Regions from separate parts of the Homo sapiens genome. Here all the other regions are linked to region 3. A link is a loop called in an ENCODE intact Hi-C map of the cell type or tissue named here. Cell type or tissue: B cell. All regions are shown on one strand. Each heading gives the region's core, and the rest is flanking DNA. Links, peaks and the distances in the headings are about the cores only.

What was found. A loop is a pair of places that touch in the nucleus more often than their neighbours do. Peaks named below come from ENCODE experiments on the same cell type or tissue, not always from the same donor. Only the 100,000 strongest peaks of a DNase experiment are listed, where the experiment ranks them.
Region 1: a loop joins it to region 3, with 4 times the contacts of the local background. A loop is called at or near these places in 3 of 110 quality-filtered maps.
Region 2: it touches region 3 in a loop (15-fold over the local background); 2 of 110 quality-filtered maps call a loop at or near these places.

What each region holds. Positions count from the first base shown.
Region 1 is chr17:35,365,431-35,371,335 of GRCh38, forward strand. It overlaps SLFN11 (schlafen family member 11), which reads right to left. Exons shown (of 7, transcript NM_001376007.1): 2 at 2,173-2,270; 3 at 1,517-1,633. Among named protein-coding and RNA genes, the nearest start is that of SLFN11, 5.2 kb to the right of the region's middle. RefSeq lists enhancers at 2,959-3,008, 3,109-3,158. In B cell, for the core only: no CTCF peak of the experiment used is centred there; a DNase peak (open chromatin) is centred at 2,781; H3K4me3 peaks cover 982 bases; H3K27ac peaks cover 1,831 bases.
Region 2 is chr17:35,086,812-35,092,716 of GRCh38, forward strand. RAD51D (RAD51 paralog D) reads right to left here. Exons shown (of 10, transcript NM_002878.4): 10 at 5,410-5,905. The region is part of intron 5 of RAD51L3-RFFL (RAD51L3-RFFL readthrough); the gene reads right to left. It also overlaps a transcript of RFFL not described here. Among named protein-coding and RNA genes, the nearest start is that of RFFL, 26 kb to the left of the region's middle. RefSeq lists enhancers at 1,341-1,420, 1,431-1,480, 1,611-1,740, 2,457-3,108 and a silencer at 2,131-2,760. In B cell, for the core only: a CTCF peak has its summit at 2,711; DNase peaks (open chromatin) are centred at 1,530, 2,180 and 2,590; H3K4me3 peaks cover 2,410 bases; H3K27ac peaks cover 2,850 bases.
Region 3 is chr17:35,584,431-35,590,335 of GRCh38, forward strand. It overlaps AP2B1 (adaptor related protein complex 2 subunit beta 1), which reads left to right and starts at 2,892. Exons shown (of 22, transcript NM_001030006.2): 1 at 2,892-2,998. RefSeq lists enhancers at 2,699-2,868, 2,838-4,037, 3,299-3,408 and a silencer at 2,949-3,068. In B cell, for the core only: no CTCF peak of the experiment used is centred there; a DNase peak (open chromatin) is centred at 2,871; H3K4me3 peaks cover 2,007 bases; H3K27ac peaks cover 2,732 bases.

The DNA of each region.
Region 1 (5,905 bases), core at 575-5,574, 220 kb before region 3:
ACAGCCACTATACCCAGCTAATTCTTTAAAAATTTTTTTTTTTGTAGAGATGGGGGTCTCCCCATGTTGCCCAGGCTGGTCTCAAACTCCTGGGCTCAAGCAATCCTCCTGCCTTGGCCTCCCAAAGTGCTAGGGATTATAGGCATGAGCCACAATGCCCAGCTGACAAAAACATTTTAATAATAGAATGGAGACAGTTTGAAACAGACATTATAAAGAACAAGAAAGATATTTGACATGGGAAACAAACAACTTACAATGGAAGATTAATACAGCAGACAAAATAAGTAAATCATATCTTCAAGTATAAATAAACTCTCAAAGCATGATGATAAATTTAAAAAGCAGGTTTGCAAAAAATAATATACAATAGAATAGCATTTAGATTAAAATATTTTAAAAACTGTAATAAATACGTTTATGTTTAGTAAAAGGAGAAAAGCATAGTGAATAAAGATGCACTTATTTTTTACAGAGGTTACAATAAGGATGGAAAATAATGAGATTGGAGAATTAAGCCTTTAACTGTACATACAATGCTGTAAGTTCAGAAGAAAAAGCACCTGTACCAAATACATCTCAGAGGTGGGTGGGACATAAATTTTTGTTGTTTTCTTGTCTTTGCACTTCTGGAATTCTGAATTATTACAACATTTTTTAAAAGCCATCCTCCTTCAAATTAAAAAGGTAGTCGGGGGAAAGGGTAGGATTTTATCACAGAAGTAACTGAAATCTGGACTATGCATTCTAAGACAAATAGGTCAGGGAATGAGGGTGGCAGGGATCGCATTGATAGGAACGAAGTAAAAAGGTGAATGGATTATAGGTCTCAATAAGGGAAATAATAAAGAAGGAGCGTGAACTTTGAAATAAAGATTATGAATAATCAAGATTAAGAATTGTTCAAAAAGATCAATATAATCAACAAATAACCGATATCACTATTTGAAAATTATTATTTAAAACAAAATTGTAAAAAATCAGTACAATCAACAAATACTTTGCATCATTATTTGAAAATTATTTTTTTTAAATAAAAATTTTAAATACAGTCAACAAATACCTTGCATCATTATTGGAAAATTATTAAAATAAAATAAAATTTAAAACAATCAGTAAATTCATAAACTATTTTGAAGTCATCAAGGATATATACAATATGTAGAAGCAGACTATCACAGCCTTATTTTCCTTTCCTACAAAAATCCATCCTATACTAAAGGCTTGGAATTACAAGTCTCAGTGGGTGCTAGTAACTCTGAACAGATAAGGTGGATGTTATTGCAGGTGACAGAAGGAATGAGATGACTGAGGTGTGAAGACATTTAGAAGAAATTTGTTAGATAAAAGTGAAGGCTGGGCCGGGTTTGGTGGCTCATGCCTGTAATCCCAGCACTTTGGGAGGCTGAGGCAGGCAGATCACTTGAGCCTAGGAGTTTGAGACGAGTCTGGGCATCATGGTGAAATCTCACCTCCTCAAAAAATACAAAAATTAGGCAGGTGTGGTGGTACTCACCTGTGGTCCCAGCTACTCAGGCGGCTGAGGTGAGAGAATCACCTGAGCCTTCGAGACGAGATTGTGGTGAACCAAGATCGTGCCACTGCACTCCAGCCTGGGGGTCAAAGTAAGAATCTGTCTCAAAAAAAAAAAAAAGAAGGCTGGCACATCCACATTCTTACCACCTTGCCTAGTTTAGACCCTTGCCTACAAATTTCTATTTCTCAAAATTCCATTCTGCATTCCAAGACCATTGAAACATCTTTGTCAAGTTATTTGTAAAATATTCCTTTCGATGTACAGGGATTTCAAAGTTAAATATTTTCTCTGCCCCATAAACTTTATTGTCAAAGCCAATAGATTATAGTTTTTGGTTGGCAATTGTATTTAAACAGCAACCCCACCATCTGCTTAGATTCTTTTGCAGGCAAAAAAGGCTTAGGGAGCTCTATCTCAAGCTCTTTCCTTAGGATTAAAGGAATTATAATCAGCATCACTTGCACATTTTTTGTAAGGTAGAGATATTGTCCCATATAAATTTGAAATCCTAAATAAAATTAAACTAAGTCAATAAGAAATTAAGAATTCAGAAAAGAAACTCAGTACACTTACAAAAGCACTTCAGAAACAAAAGCACCTGATTCTAGTCAGTTTACAGGATAACTTTTTCAAACCTTTCAGTGTAGCCAGAGTTCCCACCAACACAGTGAATTAGCACCACCTGCTATCTCTTTCCACCAAAAGCAGTCCTGAAGGCTATGTATACAGAAACCTATGTAGACAGAGGTAACAGAGTTCAAGGATTAAGACTCAGTTTTCCTAGGTTCAAATCTCAGCTCTGCCATTTATTAGCTGTACGGTTTCCATTTATTAGCTGTATGGTTTCCATTTATTAGCTGTATGGTTTCCATTTATTAGCTGTACGGTTTCCATTTATTAGCTGTCCCCATTTCTCCCCATGCCCCAGGATCTAGTCCTGCAGGACCCCTGATGGAGCAGTGACTCTGATGTGGACATGCAGGGACAACCACCCCCAAGCGAGGGGCTCAGTGGGTAGCATCTGTGCATTTCTCCCCTGCCAAGAAGGCTTACCTAGTTTGCTCAGCAAACTCCCTAAAAGGTGAGGAATTAGCCTGGGAAAACTTTGCAATGTCAAATTGTCAAGTAGTGCCCAATTTTCTGTATGCTTCTGGGTGGTTCTTATTTTTTTGTTTTACTTCCCCTTTCCTTCCATCCTCCCACCCATCTCCCCTAGATCACAGGGGATTGGCTAGCCTCAGATAGAAACTGAACAGAAAGGGAAATGGGAGGGCAGAACAAGACGGTGTAATAGAAGGCTCCACCTACCATCCCCCTTCTCCAGCAGTGACCATGTGGTGCAGAGAAATCTGTGTGCTTGGGGAAGGGAGGGCACAGCAATTGTGAGACTTTGCATTGAACTCAGTACTGCCCTGTTACAGTGAAAAGCAAAACCATGCTGAATCCAGCATATACCTGCCCATGGAGGCAGAATTTGGACCAGCCCTAGTGAGATGGAAATTGTCCATCCCAGCAGTTGAAACCTGAGTTTCAGCAAGCCTCGCCACTGTAGCTGAAGTGCTAGGGGGTTCTAAATAAACTTGAAAGGCATTCTAGGCCACAAGGACTGAAACTCCTAGGCAAGTCCTAGCCCTGAGCTGAGATCAGAGCCAGTAGGCTTGGAGGGCACACGACCTACTGAGATACCAGCTGGGGCGACTAAGAGAGTGCTTGCACCACCCCTCCCCCAACCCCAGACAGTGTGACTCTCAGCTCCAAAAAGATCCCTTCCTTCCATTTGAGGAGAGAAGAGAGAAGACTAAAGAGGACTTCTGTCTTGCATCTTGGATGTCAGCTCAGACACAGTAGGATAGCACATTGGTCAGGGTCATGAGACACCCATTCCAGACCCTATCTCCTGGACAACATTTCTAGACACACTCTGGGCCAGAAGAGAAACTGCTGCCTTAAAGGGAAAGACCCAGTCCTGGCAGGATCTATCACCTGCTGACTAAAGAGCCCTTGGTCCCTGAATAATCAGCAACGATACCCAGGTAATATGCCGTGGGTCTTGGGTGAGACTCTGCTGGCTTCAGGTGAGACTCAGCACAACCCCAGCTGTGGTGCATACAGGCAGAGACTCTTTCTGCTTGAGAAAAGCAGAGGGAAAAGTAAAGGGGACTTTGTCTTGCACCGTAGGTACCAGCTTAGCCACAGGGGTAGAGCAACAAGTAGGCCCTTGGACAGCATTTCTGGACCCAACCTGGGCCAGAGGGGAGTCCACTGTCCTGAAGAGTGAGTCCCAGACCTGGTAGCATTCACCACCAGTTGACTAAAGAGCCCTTGGGCTTTAAGTGAATATCAGCAATAGCTAACAGTACTCCCTGTGAACCCGTGGTTGTGTTGGCCACAGGGTCATCTCCTCTGCCTGTGGAAAAAGGAGGGAAGAATGGGAAGGACTGTGTCTCATGATTTGAGGGCCAGCTCAGTCCCAGTAGAATGGAACACCAGGTAGACTTCTAAGGTTTTCTTACTCCAGTCCCTGGCTCCTGGATAGCATCTGTGAACCCACCTAGGGCCTGGGGGAACTTGCCACTCTGAAGAAAAGAACACAGCTTGGCTGGCTTCACCACCTGTTGATTGTTTGAAAAGATAAACAAAATTGACAAACCTTTACCAGGCTACCTGAGAAAAAAAGGAGAATACCCAAATAAATGAAATCAGAGATGAAAAAGGAGACAATACAACTGATACTGCAGAAATTCAAAGGATCATTAGTGGCTACTATGAGCAACTGTATGCCAATAAATTGGAAAATCTAGAGGAAATAAATTCTTAGACACATACAACCTACCAAGATTGAACCATGAAGAAACCCAAAACCCGCACAAACCAATAAGAAGTAATGAGAACAAAGCCATAATAAAAAGTCTCCAGCAAAGAAAAGTCTGGGACCCGATGGCTTCACCACTGAATTCTACCAAACAGTTAAAGAAGAACTAATATCAATCTTACCCAAACTATTCAAAAATTAGAGAAGGAGGGAATACTTACAAACTCATTCTATAAGGCCAGTATTACTGATACCAAAACCAAAGACACATCAAAGAAAAAAAATTATGGACCAGTATCTCAGCAAAATACTAGCAAACTTAATTCAACAATACATTAAAAAGATCATTTATCATGACTAAGTGCTATTTATTTCAGGGATGCAAGGATGGTTCAACGTATGCAAATCAGTCAATGTGATACATCATATCAACAGAATGAAGGACAAATGCCATATGATCATTTCAACTGATGCTGAGAAAGCACTTAATAAAACTCATTATCCCTTCATGGAAAACTCCTCAAAAAACTGGGTATAGAAGGAACATACCACAACATAATAAAATCCATGTATGACAGACCTACAGCTAGTAGCATACTGAGTAGGGAAACACTGAAAGCCTTTCCTCTAAGATCTGGAACACTATAAGGATCCTCACTTTCACCATTGTTATTCAACATAGAAATCCTAGCTAGAGCAATTAGACAAGAGAAAGAAATAAAGGGCATCTAAATTGGAAAGGAAGAAGTCAAATTGTCCTTGTTTGCAGGTGATATGATCTTACATTTGAAAAAAACCTAAAGACTATACCAGATAACTATTAGAACTGATAAACAAATTCAGTAAAGTTGCAGGATACAAAATAAACATACAAAAATCAGTAGCATCTCTATATACCAATAGTGAACAATCTGAAAAAGATATAAAGTAATCCCACTTACAATAGCCACAAATAAAATTAAATACCTAGGAATTAACCAAATAAATGAAAGATCTCTACAATAAAAACTATAAAATCATGATGAAAGAAATTGAAGAGCCAAAATATGGAAAGGGGAAATATACCCATGTTCATGGATTGGAAGAATCAATATTGTTAAAATATCCATACTTCCCAAAGCAATCTACAGATTCACTGCAATCTCTATTAAAATATCAATGACATTCTTCACAGAAATAGAAAAAACAATCCTAAAATTTATATAGAACCACAAAAGACCTATAATAGCCAAAGTTATCGGAAGCAAAAAGAACAAAACTGGAGGAATCACATTACCTGACCTCAAATTATACTACAGAGCTACAGGAACCAAAATAGCATGATACTGACATTAAAAACAGACACATAGACCAATGGAACAGAATAGAGAACCCAGACACAAATACACACACCTAAAGTGAACTCATTTTTCACAAAGATGCCAAGAACATACACTAGGGAAAAGACATTCTCTTCAATAAATGGCACTGGGAAAACTGGATATCTATCCGCAGAACAATGAAACTAGACTCCTAACTCTTGTCACATATAAAAATCAAACGAAAATGGGTTAAAG
Region 2 (5,905 bases), core at 487-5,486, 500 kb before region 3:
AACCATGGCAGTATTAAAGGTTCTATGACAAGAATAAAAAATCAAGGTGGAATTAGTCCCCCTAACAACTTCTTAGGTTTACAGAGGTGTTCTCAGAAAGTCTTAGGCATGACGCTCATAGAGATGGGTGTGACTGTATTTAAATAACAATGCACATGTAATTAGAAAAGAAATTGTGCCCTTTTTTGTTATTGTTGCTGTTTGTTTTGTCTTCTTAAATGCTGGTCACTAAAAACGCCTTTTCCACAACCCTTAAGAGGTGTTCCGGCCTGGCGCGGTGGCTCACATCTGTAATCTCAGAACTTGGGGAAGCCAAGGCAGGAGGATTGCTTGAGCCCAGTTCATGACGAACAACATGGCAAAACCTCATCTCTACAGAAAATACAAAAACTAGCTGGGTGTGGTTGCACATGCCTGAGGTCCCAGCTACTCAGGAGGCTGAGAAGGGAGAGTCACCTAAGCCTAGGAGGTCAAGGCTGCAGTGAGCCATGATTACGCCACTGCACGCCAGTCTGAGTGACAGAGTGAGACTCTGTCTCCAAAAAAAAAAAAGGTGTTCCTATTAGATGGTACCAAGCAGAGTTATGTCAACTGGCTTGGTCATGAGAGAAGGTTTGAAAGAAATTGATTTTTAAGGTTTCTGAGAAGAGCTTTCTTTTTTTGTGCATGTTATTTTGGAGGCTGGTTAAACTGGTCGATTTAAATATTTACAACCCTTGATCCCAATGTAAACAAGAAATCACAACTGTCTACCTGATCAATATGAAAGTTTTTAACAGGCTGGTCTTTGTAATTAGACGGGCATTAAAATGAGTGCGTCCTAGATTACATGAACATTTTCTTCAATCACAATCAAGATATTAGCCCTGCCACATCAATCTGCAATTGTTATGAAAATATACCCAAATATTTTCAAACTTAAGAATACCTCTAAATAAACTGTAACTTCTGAATTGTACTCTAAAATTCAGAATTAGGAAATATACAATAAAAGTTCGGAAACCTTTGCCATCATCTACTTCCTTGAATGTGAAAGAGAATGTAATCAGAGAAAAGGATAAAGAAGTTGTCAAACCTGAAATCCCCTGAACAGAAAGGAGCTGCCACGGCTAGGCTGCAGCCCTAGAACTCTGTACACAAATTCAGCCCAGTACCTTGTCCCCTGCCTACTCCCATTCCTAGAAGAATGGTATAATAAACGGGCAGCCCGGCCCACATTTCAGTAAATTGAACTGTCACGGGGAGAATAAGGCACCCCAAACAGTTGCAGCGACAGTGGTTAACAGGAAGTCTCTCTGTCCTCCAAACCAATAATCAAAGGGATACATAAGGAACTCACTGCTTTCTTAGAAGGCCACATGCACCCCGGGATGTTTGCTCATCACGTCACTCTGGCCTTTAACCAGGGAGCAAAGAGACAGTTGTGGGTAAAACCCTATTTCCAAGCTAACAATTATCCTTCCTTATGGTAGACTGGGGGGTGCACGGTACACTCTTGATTACACAAGCAGTCTTCTTCCCCCCTAGAACAAATGACAGACCAACAAAAAGGAGAAAATGATATGCTGTTGTTTATCTCTTCTGCCAGCCTGAACTCAAGCTCTGAGCAGACGTGCCAGCGGAGGCTCTGGCTCCCCTGGTTCGCCAGACTTCCCCATGTCTGGTCAACTGTCTCCTGGGCAGCCGGCTGAAGAGAGGCCCCATTTCCCTCTCGGTCTTGACCGCTGCCGCACAGTGGCGACCTCACACACATCGCGAACAGAGGACAACTCCCAAGCGAGGGAACAGTGGACCCTGCGGGGAGAACCGCATTCCCAAACTTCTCCATCAAACCTCCAAACTCCAAACCTCCCTCCTCCAGCCGCCTCCTCTAAGACGGAGATAGGGACGGGCTGGTTCCTTTAAAGGGGTAAGCAGGCCGCCGCGGACCTGCCTCAGTTTCTTCTGACGTACAAAGAGGTATCTTTTCCCCACAAGCCAACTAGACCTGCCGGTCTGCAGGGCGCTTGGGGATAATCGAGGACGCACGTCTCCTGTTACTGCCCCCACAGGTGAAACGCTTTCTTTGAGGGGACTTTTCAAAGGACAGGTGTGGGCTGCCCTGAAGGCGGGGACTTCCAGCCAGCCAAGGGCTTCCCCCCACCCCTGTAGGGCAGGGAGAGTCCCAGGCCGCGCCCCACACAGAGGAAGGGCCCCCAGACCACAGCCTGACGGCACCCGACCGTCCCCCTTCCCGTCCTTCCCCAGGCCGGGCGCCCAGCGGCCCCCAGCGCCGCCGCCGCCGCCTCCTCACCTGCTGCGGCCGCCCTCCCGGCCGGCACCTAGGAGAGGAGGCGAGGGGAGGGGCCGGATCCCGGCCGCGGACGCCTCAGGCAGGGAGGCTGCGGACTCCGCCGCGGCGGCGTCTCTGGGGCTGAGGGGCACCCGGGGGCGGTCGCGACATCCTCACGGGCGGCCCCAGGAAGTCGGCCCCCCCTCCCACCCATCCCCAGCCGGCCCGGCCCGGCCCGGCCGCTCCCGCCCTCCGCGCGGCCCCGCCCCTGACTCGGCCCCGCCCCCTCTCGGGATCGCGCCTCCGCTCCCGCCGCGCCCGAGCCACCATAGAGAAGAGCGAGGCGCCCGGCGGCCTCGAGCGCGGCCTCCGCTCGCGCCCCCTGGCGGAGCTGAGGCTCCCGACGGCGGGGCCGGGCTGGCCTGAGCCGTGGGGCCGTAGGAGGCGTCGTTTCCCCAAAGTCGTGGGGTCGGCCGCTGCTGGTTACCTTGGTCACACAACTCTGCGGGAGGCGCCCAAGGGTCCAGGTCCAAGTTTCAGCTGGGTCAAGACCCGGCTTGGTGACCTTGAGCGAGTCCCTCAACACCTCTGAACGCATGTCATAAAACTTTGAAAGGTGCCTGACTTTCATGTCTCATTGACTCTCTCCTCGGTGCGATGAGCAGGCGATGGTTTCCCCCGCTTCATGATTGCAGAAACCCAGCCCCACTAGGGGTTACGAGCTTATTCAGCGTCCCACAACTGGGAGGTATTAGAAGCCGGGTCTGTGGGACCTAAAAACCCATGCTTGTCCCACTCACTCTAGCACTGCCCAGTCTAAACCGCTAGGACTAGCTACTTCCCCTCAGGAAAGTCAGGAAGCTGCTGAGGAAGGCTGTGGTAGAATGAGAATGACTCAGCGAGGATCCATCCCTGCCTTTCACCCATGCACCTTTCAGCAAGGTACCTAACCTTTACGAACTCTGGTTTTCTCATCCCAGAAACGCAGGTTGGCGTGAGGATTTAGTGAGCGCATGCATGTAGCTGTGGTTAGTAAACCGCCAAGCAGCAGGGCGGCCCAGGGGATGGTTAGCCAGCGTGGGCTACGATGCCTAGTCATGAACATAATATTAAGTTCTAATCCTTCTTTTAAATGGTGTCTAGTGACACAATTTTCTTAGGCTTTAGGTTCTATTGAGAACTCCTAGTTTTTCTGAACAATTTGTATTTTCAAACAAGGAATATCGTAAGGAAAATAAGATCATGAGCCAGGCGTGGTGGCTCATGCCTGTAATCCCAGCACTTTGGGAGGCTGAGGTGGGTGGATCACCTGACGTCAGGAGTTCGAGACCAGCCTGGCCAACATGGTGAAACCCCATGTCTACTAAAAATACAAAAAATTAGCCAGGAATGGTGGCGGGTGCCGGTAATCCCAGCTACTCGGAAGACAGAGGTTGCAGTGAGCCAAGGTCGCGCCATTGCACTCCAGCCTGGGCAACAAGGGCGAGACGACGCCTCAGAAATAATAACAATAAGATCACGTATACATATCAGACTCTGTCACTTTACAAGTATTATTTTCAATCCTCACAACCCAGCAAACTGAGTACTATTATTCCCATGTTATCAATGAGGATCTACATATTAAGTAATTTACCCAAAACTACATGGTTAGAAAAAGGTGGAGCTGGAATGTATTGCTTTTTTTTCTTTCAACCAGCAGTGTCTTGAATACACGGAGCTGCAATTTATTTATTTTTTTGAGACAGAGTCTCACTGTCACCCAGGCTGGAATGCAGTGGCGTGATCTCCGCTCACTGCAACCTCCGCCTCCCAGGTTCAAAGGATCTTCCCACCCTATAGCTGGGTCTACAGTCACCCGCTACCACGCTTGGCTAATTTGTTTATTTGTTTGCCTGTTTTTGGTAGAGACAGAGTTTCACCATGTTGGCCAGGCTGGTCTCAAACTCCTAACCTCAAGCGATCTGCCGCCTCGGCCTCCCAAAGTGCTGGGATTACCAGGACGAGCCACTGCGCCCCAAAAAGCTGGAATTTAAAACTGATTTTTTCAATCACCTGGAATGCACGGAAAGACTGACCTGCTAAAGGCCTCCCACATCCGAATTAAATGTACCCTTCATTTTCCTTCCTGGCTATTTTTGTAACTTTCCCTGATGCAATTCTGTCTGGTTTGCTTCTCTCTAAGTCTTCATTTCCAGCCCTACCCTCCAAAGGCATTTATGGTCTCCTCCTTTCCCTCTAATTCCTTTTCCCTAGATATGCCAGGACCTTGTCCATCCTCTCAATTCTGAAATAGATTCCTAGCTGTGATGAAGGCACAGCCTTTTCCACCACATCACTCTTTCTCTTGATAGAAATCATAGTTATAGAAAGTTAATAGGTCCAGGCCAGGCGCGGTGGCTCATGCCTGTAATCCCAGCACTTTGGGAGACCTGATCACTTGAGGTCAGGAGTTTGAGACCAGCCTGGCCAATGTAGTGAAACCCCATCTCTAATAAAAATAACAAAAATTAGCGAGGCGTGGTGGCGTACGCCTATAATCCCAGCTACTCGGGAGGCTGAGGCAGGGGAATCACTTGAACTCGGGAGGTGGAGGTTGCAGTGAACCGAGATCGTGCCACTGCACTCCAGCCTGGGTGACAGAGCAAGGCTCCATCTCAAAACAAAAAACAAACAAACAGAAAAAAAGTTAATAGGTCCAGAACAAGGGTGGGGTGAGACCTGGGGATGTCCTTTCATAAACTTAGTTTACAACCTGAAGGTTCAGTTCTGAAAGGGGGTGCACTTAATCCACTGATTGGATCCAATAATTGAAGTTTGGATTCATGACATCCTGTGGAAATCATTTTTTTCTGGGCCCTCTGGTCCATATTACAAGCAAATCATTGGAATGCTGCTAAATAATGTGCATATCACTGCAGCACAGAGGCCTCCGAGCTGCGTTTATCCACGCTCCTCCTTTCTCCACCTTAGGCATTACCACCGTCACTATTTTTCATCTTTATCATGCCCTTCCACAGAGGCATTCAATAATGTACCCATTGTGCAAGCAATCCGAAATCCTTTTCAGCGAGCAATAGTATTTAGTAGTGATAAAACACTAATTTGTCTACCAAGTGACATATTTATAGGAGCTGTTTACTTGGACATATTTTTATTATTTCTACTCATTTGCTAAGTACTTTCCAACGCATATTTATGAAGCACAGGCCTTTCCCCAAACAGTTGTGAAAAAATAAATCATATTATTTCTTTTATTAGTAGCAGCACGGCTTGGAAGTCCTAGTGCCCTGATTTTAGTTATTTCTGGCAAGAGCTGGAAGAATTAATAGTGACCGACCACCTACTATGTGCCAGACTCTCTGTGAAAGGCACTTTACATAAATTATCTGTTTAATTCCCCTGAGGCATATATTTTACCAACAAAGAATGTAATTCCCCTGCAACATACACTTTACCAGTAGGACAGAGACATTACCTTGTCCAAGTAACTCGGCCAGAAAGGGACTAGCAGGGTTTTGAACTTAGATCTTTTTCCTGATTCCAAAATCCCAAATCACCATTCCATTTCACCAGCACCCCTACCAACCTCTCTGGATCTAATAGCTTCTGTAAAATATAAAGTGTTTTTTG
Region 3 (5,905 bases), core at 438-5,437:
TATGGCAACTAATATTGTTGATCACTTATTTATGCGTTTAGTCAACATATATTAATTTGTGTGTGTGTGTGTGATGGGGCTAGCCTCATGTGTGCAAGAGTGAACAGATTGGTATAGTCCCTACTTTCATGAAACTCTGAAAACATCCTAAAATATACTATTCTGCTTTTCCTCCTACCTCTCTGACTACTCCTTCTCAGTCCTCTTTGCATTCTTGGGTTTATCTGTTTCTACCCCAAGCACTCACTCTCCACATTCTTCATGAATAATGTTCATGCCCACAGATTGAATTATCATCTGTATGCTCACAGTTCACAAATTTAACTCCAGATCATTCCTTATCTTCAGACACATATAATCAAGTACCTCTTGGGTAGAGATCTTCACTCTAACCTAACGTATAAAATGAACTCATCACCTCCCTATTCTTCCCCAAACTTCTGCCATTTCTTATATTTTCCTATTTTCAGTGACTAGTACCACCGTTCCTCCCTTGCCCTAACCTAAAACATAAGCCTTATCAGCCCTAGTGTCAGACTTCCTGGGTTCAAATCTTAATTCTACCTTTGTGTGTGTGTATGTGTGTGTGCGTGTCTGTGTGTGTGACTGCAAGCTCCGCCTTCCAGGTTCATGCCATTCTCCTGCCTCAGCCTCCTGAATAGCTGGGACTATAGGCGCCCGCCACCACGCCCTGCTACTTTTTTTTTGTATTTTTAGTAGAGATGAGGTTTCACCATGTTAGCCAGGATGGTCTCGATCTCCTGACCTCGTGATCTGCCCGCCTCAGCCTCCCAAAGTGTTGGGATTACAGGCGTGAGCCACCGCGCCCAGCCATCTTAATTCTACCTTTTAACTTCTCTGTATCTCTTAAAATAGAGGAAGTAATAGTACCTACTTGGTTATCAGGTGGTGCGGATGTAAAAATGTACTTAGCAGAGTAACTGACATAAAATCATAATAAATATCAACAGTTATTTGTTTAAACCACCATCATCGTGTGGCTGGATCATGTCAACAGTTTCCTGAGTGGTCTCCCATTAGATTATGAGCCCGTGATGGTCCCAAAAGGTGAAAAGAAGGGAGATTGGTCCATACTTTCACCCAAAAGTGGAAGAGAATGAAGTTGGAAAAGCTTTCGGATTGATGCTATATTTTGAAAATAGTATTGGTTCATTTTTCCTTAAAATATATGCATTTTTCAGAGAAAGGAATGGAAAATAAAACAAATATAAAGAAGATAACATTTGTAATCAGCACCCAGAGGGAACCACTAATAGGTATATATACTCCTCTGGATTTAGAGTTTTGTATCTTTTTTTTTTTCTTATTTCAAAGCATTTTTCTGTATCATATTTTTCAACAATATGATTTAAAAGGCACATCCCAACATAGAAATAAATACATGTTCATTGTAGAACACTTTGAAAAATACAGAAAAATATTAGGAAGAAAAATAAAACTCTCACTATCCTGCAATAACCACTTTTAACGTTCTGCTGAATATCCAAGCTTTTTTTTTTTTTTTTTCTTTTGAGATGAGTCTGGCTTTGTTACTCAGGCTGGAGTGCAGTGGCGAGATCTGGGCTCATTGCAACCTCTACCTCCTGGGATCAAGCCATTCTCCTGCCTCAGCCGCCTGAGTAGCCGGGATTATAGGCGTGTGCCACCACCCCCAGCTAATTTTTGTTTTTTCAGTAGAGACAGGGTTTCACCACATTGGCCAGGCTGGTCTCAAACTCCCGACATCAGGTGATCCACCCACCTCAGCCTCCTAAAGGGCTGGGATTGCAGGTGTAAGCCACCACGCCTGGCCTATCCTAGCCTTTTTTTTCTATACATATATAGTCATACTGTATACTGTATTGTTTGGTGTCCTTTTTTTGCTTAACACTTTATGAATTTTCTGTCATAAAATATTCTATAACATTATGCAGCTATCTGATTTACCATAACTGTTTGCATTCTCTCACCTTATACCTGGCTTTCTAATTTCCCCTATTCCCCTATTTTAATAACAGAGGAAATAATAATACATGAGTATGTTATACAAAATTTTAATGTACTTCTGATCACTTTTTTAAGAATGAAGTTTTAAAATACTGAAACACTTTTTGACTCACAGAGTTCATAGGCAAAATGTGAGAAAAATCATCACTTTGCTCTCCATCCTTCCTTACACCCTGAAATTAACCTTAGGGACAGCTAGTTCATTTAACATCATCAATCTTGTTCTCCAGTTCCAGGTCCTGGAATCTAGCTCTTAGTGTCCGAAAGAAACTTACTTTTGTGTAAGCACACCTATTATATACTAGGCACTTTACCTAATTTATCTGGTTTAAACTTCACATGCCCGAGAGAGATACTATCATTGTCTTCATTTCACAGATAAGAAGGTTGATGAGACATTAACTGTCTCAGTCACATTCAGGGTAGGGATTCAAACTCACATCCAATGCCTCCTCAACCTCTTTTACGTGCAGCACTATCCTCTAGCCCCACTGCCCGTATATAGGCCTGGGCTATATCACCATTGTCCGCCCTTGAGCCTGGAAGGAAAATGAGCTGAGGGGTTTTGTTTTTTCAGAAAGGAACAGGATATTTCATCATCTCTATGTTTACGTTTTTCAGAGAATTTCTGTGCGAGGAAACAAATCCATTGTCAGCTTTTTAAAATATATCCCTTTGGAGTAGCCACTTAACATCCTCTGAGGCCCAGATGGGCTAGCTTGCCGGGACCAAAGGAAATCTTTGGGTCTGGAAGGCGACAAGAGATCACAGGCTTTCTAGGTCTACCGCGCACCCCGATGACGTCACGCGGCGACGTTCTCTGACGTCAGAGTTTCCTGCCCACCATCTTTGTCCCTGGCAAAGTGGGTTTTGCGCAGTGGCTTAGACCTAGAAAAGAATCGTGACGGGCAGGAAACCATTACACCACCACCTGGGCTGTGCTCTCCGGCTCCCGCCGCCACCCCCGCCCTCGCCTTCGCCTCCGCCTCCGGTGAGTTCAGGGCGGTTGCCTTTAGGGTGTGTCCCTAATTGACGGGGTCGGGGACGGAGAGAAGGGTAACACCAGGCTGGGTCGGAGACCGGCGGAGGCGAGGAAATCCTAAGAGCGTGACCGTTGATGATGCAGGGAACCGTCGGGTGTGACCATTGAGAGGGAAAAGGTTGGAGAAAGGGTCTCTACCATGATGCCTGTGGTGCGGTGAGGGAATCCTCGGGTGTGGCAGCAGGTAGTTGGGGGCAGGAGGGGAAGATGTGTTTCGGAATTGAGGGTTTAGGGGGACCAGAGGCCAGGGGTGTGGCTGATAGAGCCTGGAGGCCGTGGGGGGAACCGTCTTTCTTCCCCGCTCGGCGTCGTTCACTGAGAGGCTGAGACGTGTCCAGCAAGCCAAAGGGAAAAGGGATTCCCTCAAAGGTTTGCTCATTGATGGGCGAACGTCGTCTCTCGGGTAACTTGAGGGTAAGAGACAACCTCTTCCCTGCTCCGTAATGGAGGAGCATATCGCTAGAATCTTGACCACCTGGGGAAAGAAGAGGCATTCCTTACTCTTGGAGGAAGGAAAGAGTAACCTCCAGAATTGACCCGATGTAAGAGAGGGGGAAGCAAATGGGGGCAAATCTTAACCCAGCATCTTTTTTTTTTTTTTCTTTTTCTGGGCTCTGCAGTAATGGTCTGGTTTGGGAAAGGCTGTAGATTAAGCTGAAAGTAAAGAAACTGGAACGTCCTGTTATTTCCTTATCATTTGAATCCAAATCATTTGTTCATGCTGCTTGTTTTCAAGAGTAGTCTTCTATTGGAGGGGTGGGGTGGGGGGGGACAGGCCTTTATTGAACTCACGCGGATGCTTCATTAAACTTTTGACTTTTATTTTATTTTATTTTTGTATTTTTAGTGACAGGGTCTTACTGTGTAGCCCAGTCTGGTCTCGAACTCCTGGGCCCAAGCGATCCTCCCGCTTCGGCCTCCTAAAGTTTTGTGATTACAGGCGTGAGCCAGCGCGCCCAGCCAAACTTGACTTTTGAGAAGAAAAAATGTTTTGAAAACTGCCAAAGACTTATCATAACCATTGTGGTTTAAAAGAAAGTAAATGCATTAAGCTTAGAAAGGCAGAATGACTAAGAAAGAAGGTGGTCTCAATGAGAATCAATTTAAATGATTAGTTACCTTCCTTGTATACTTCAATTGCTTAGCCTCAGGGTACACTTACAAAGTAGTAATAGAAAGCAGCAGATGAAGGAGGTGCAGCTCTATAAGAAAACGTGTTAAGACATTCCAGTGATGACTAAGCGTGCTGGTAAGGTGAGAACTGTTTGCAGTATCTTAGCCGTTGAAACTTTCAAGGAAGCAGAAAGGATGATGTATAATGCAAACATCCTCACTAAAAGCTGGGTGGTAAAATCAATATAAATCTAATATTCTGACTGTGTATGAAGAAACTCAAGGAAGTCCAGTTCTTTCATTCTTTCTTTCCTTAAAAGATCCATATTTTGAAATACTAACTTTTTAGGCACAGGTTTGAACGAAGCTGAGCAAGGAATATATTAAATAGGGCACGTTCTCCTTTCTCTTGTCCTTTCTTTCCTTCTAGCCTTAGGTTTTCCAGAGTTTAATGTTATTTTGGTTAAGAATTAGATGTAAAACTTTTGAACTCCTTTGCTTCGTTATAATATTAAGAAGCTACTTTGTAGTCTGTTATGTTTAAATAGAAATCACAGGTGATTTTAGCTTTTGTGTCTCATAATTTCTTATGAGCAAGGTAATACCTGATGATGCTATTGTCTTTGCATTATTACTGAATATTTGATTAGAAATGAATTTGGCACCTCTCACCTTTATAATAAAAGATTACTGGAATGACATTTCTGCTTTATAATTTGGTTAACTTTGGCCAGTTTTTCACTATGAGCACTGAGCTTTGTAAAGTCCCACTTTGTGAAAAGAAGGGTTTAGTGACTTTACAAACTAATTTAGCTTCCCAGAGAGCCATTTGAATTAAGACCCTATTAATTTTTTTCTGACCTTATTCTACCCAAGGTATTAATCTTATTTTGCTGCTCAGTTTCTCTTTTGGGGAACTGGAGGGAGATATAGGAGAGGAGGGACTTTGACAACCTATATTTGGTAGAAACTAGGTTATGTTAAATCTGGATATATAGTCCTGTGCAGGGAGGCCTTCTCCGAAATGCAGTGACATCACACTCTGGTCGAGGGCAAGTAAGAGTGATTATGTGCTTTGACTCTGGCAGCTTTGTTGTTTAACAGTGGCCTTAGGCCATACCGTAAATCCTCAGAACAGCCGTTACTTGTCTGGTTTGATCTGGTAGAAAGGTAGTGTGAGTTCAAATTCCATCATGGCTTTGCTTATTTCTCTGGCTCTTCTGAAGGAACATTTTCTCCCCCCATAGGAGCAGCTTGATTTTTGAGGCACTTCAGCAAATATTAGATTTTTTTTTTCTTTAGCTCTATTTTGTTTACTTTTTCTGTAACTTCTTTTTTTTTTTTTTTTTTTGAGACGGAGTCTCACTCTTTCGCCCAGGCTGGAGTGCAGTGGCGCGATCTCGGCTCACTGCAAGCTCTGCCTCCTGGGTTCACACCATTCTCCTGTCTCAGCTTCCCGAGTAGCTGGGACTACAGGCGCCCGCCACACGCCTGGCTAATTTTTTGTATTTTTAGTAGAGACAGGGTTTCACCGTGTTAGCCAGGATGGTCTCGATCTCCTGACCTTGTGATCCGCCCGCCTCCCAAAGTGCTGGGATTACAGGCGTGAGCCACCGCGACCGGCTGTAACTTCTAATGAAGACGTCAGTTTTTGCCATCCTGTATTTTGGAGACTCTGGCTATGTCCATATCTAGCATGTGATTAAGTGTATCTCTCATTATATGAGGTGAGAACTCATTATA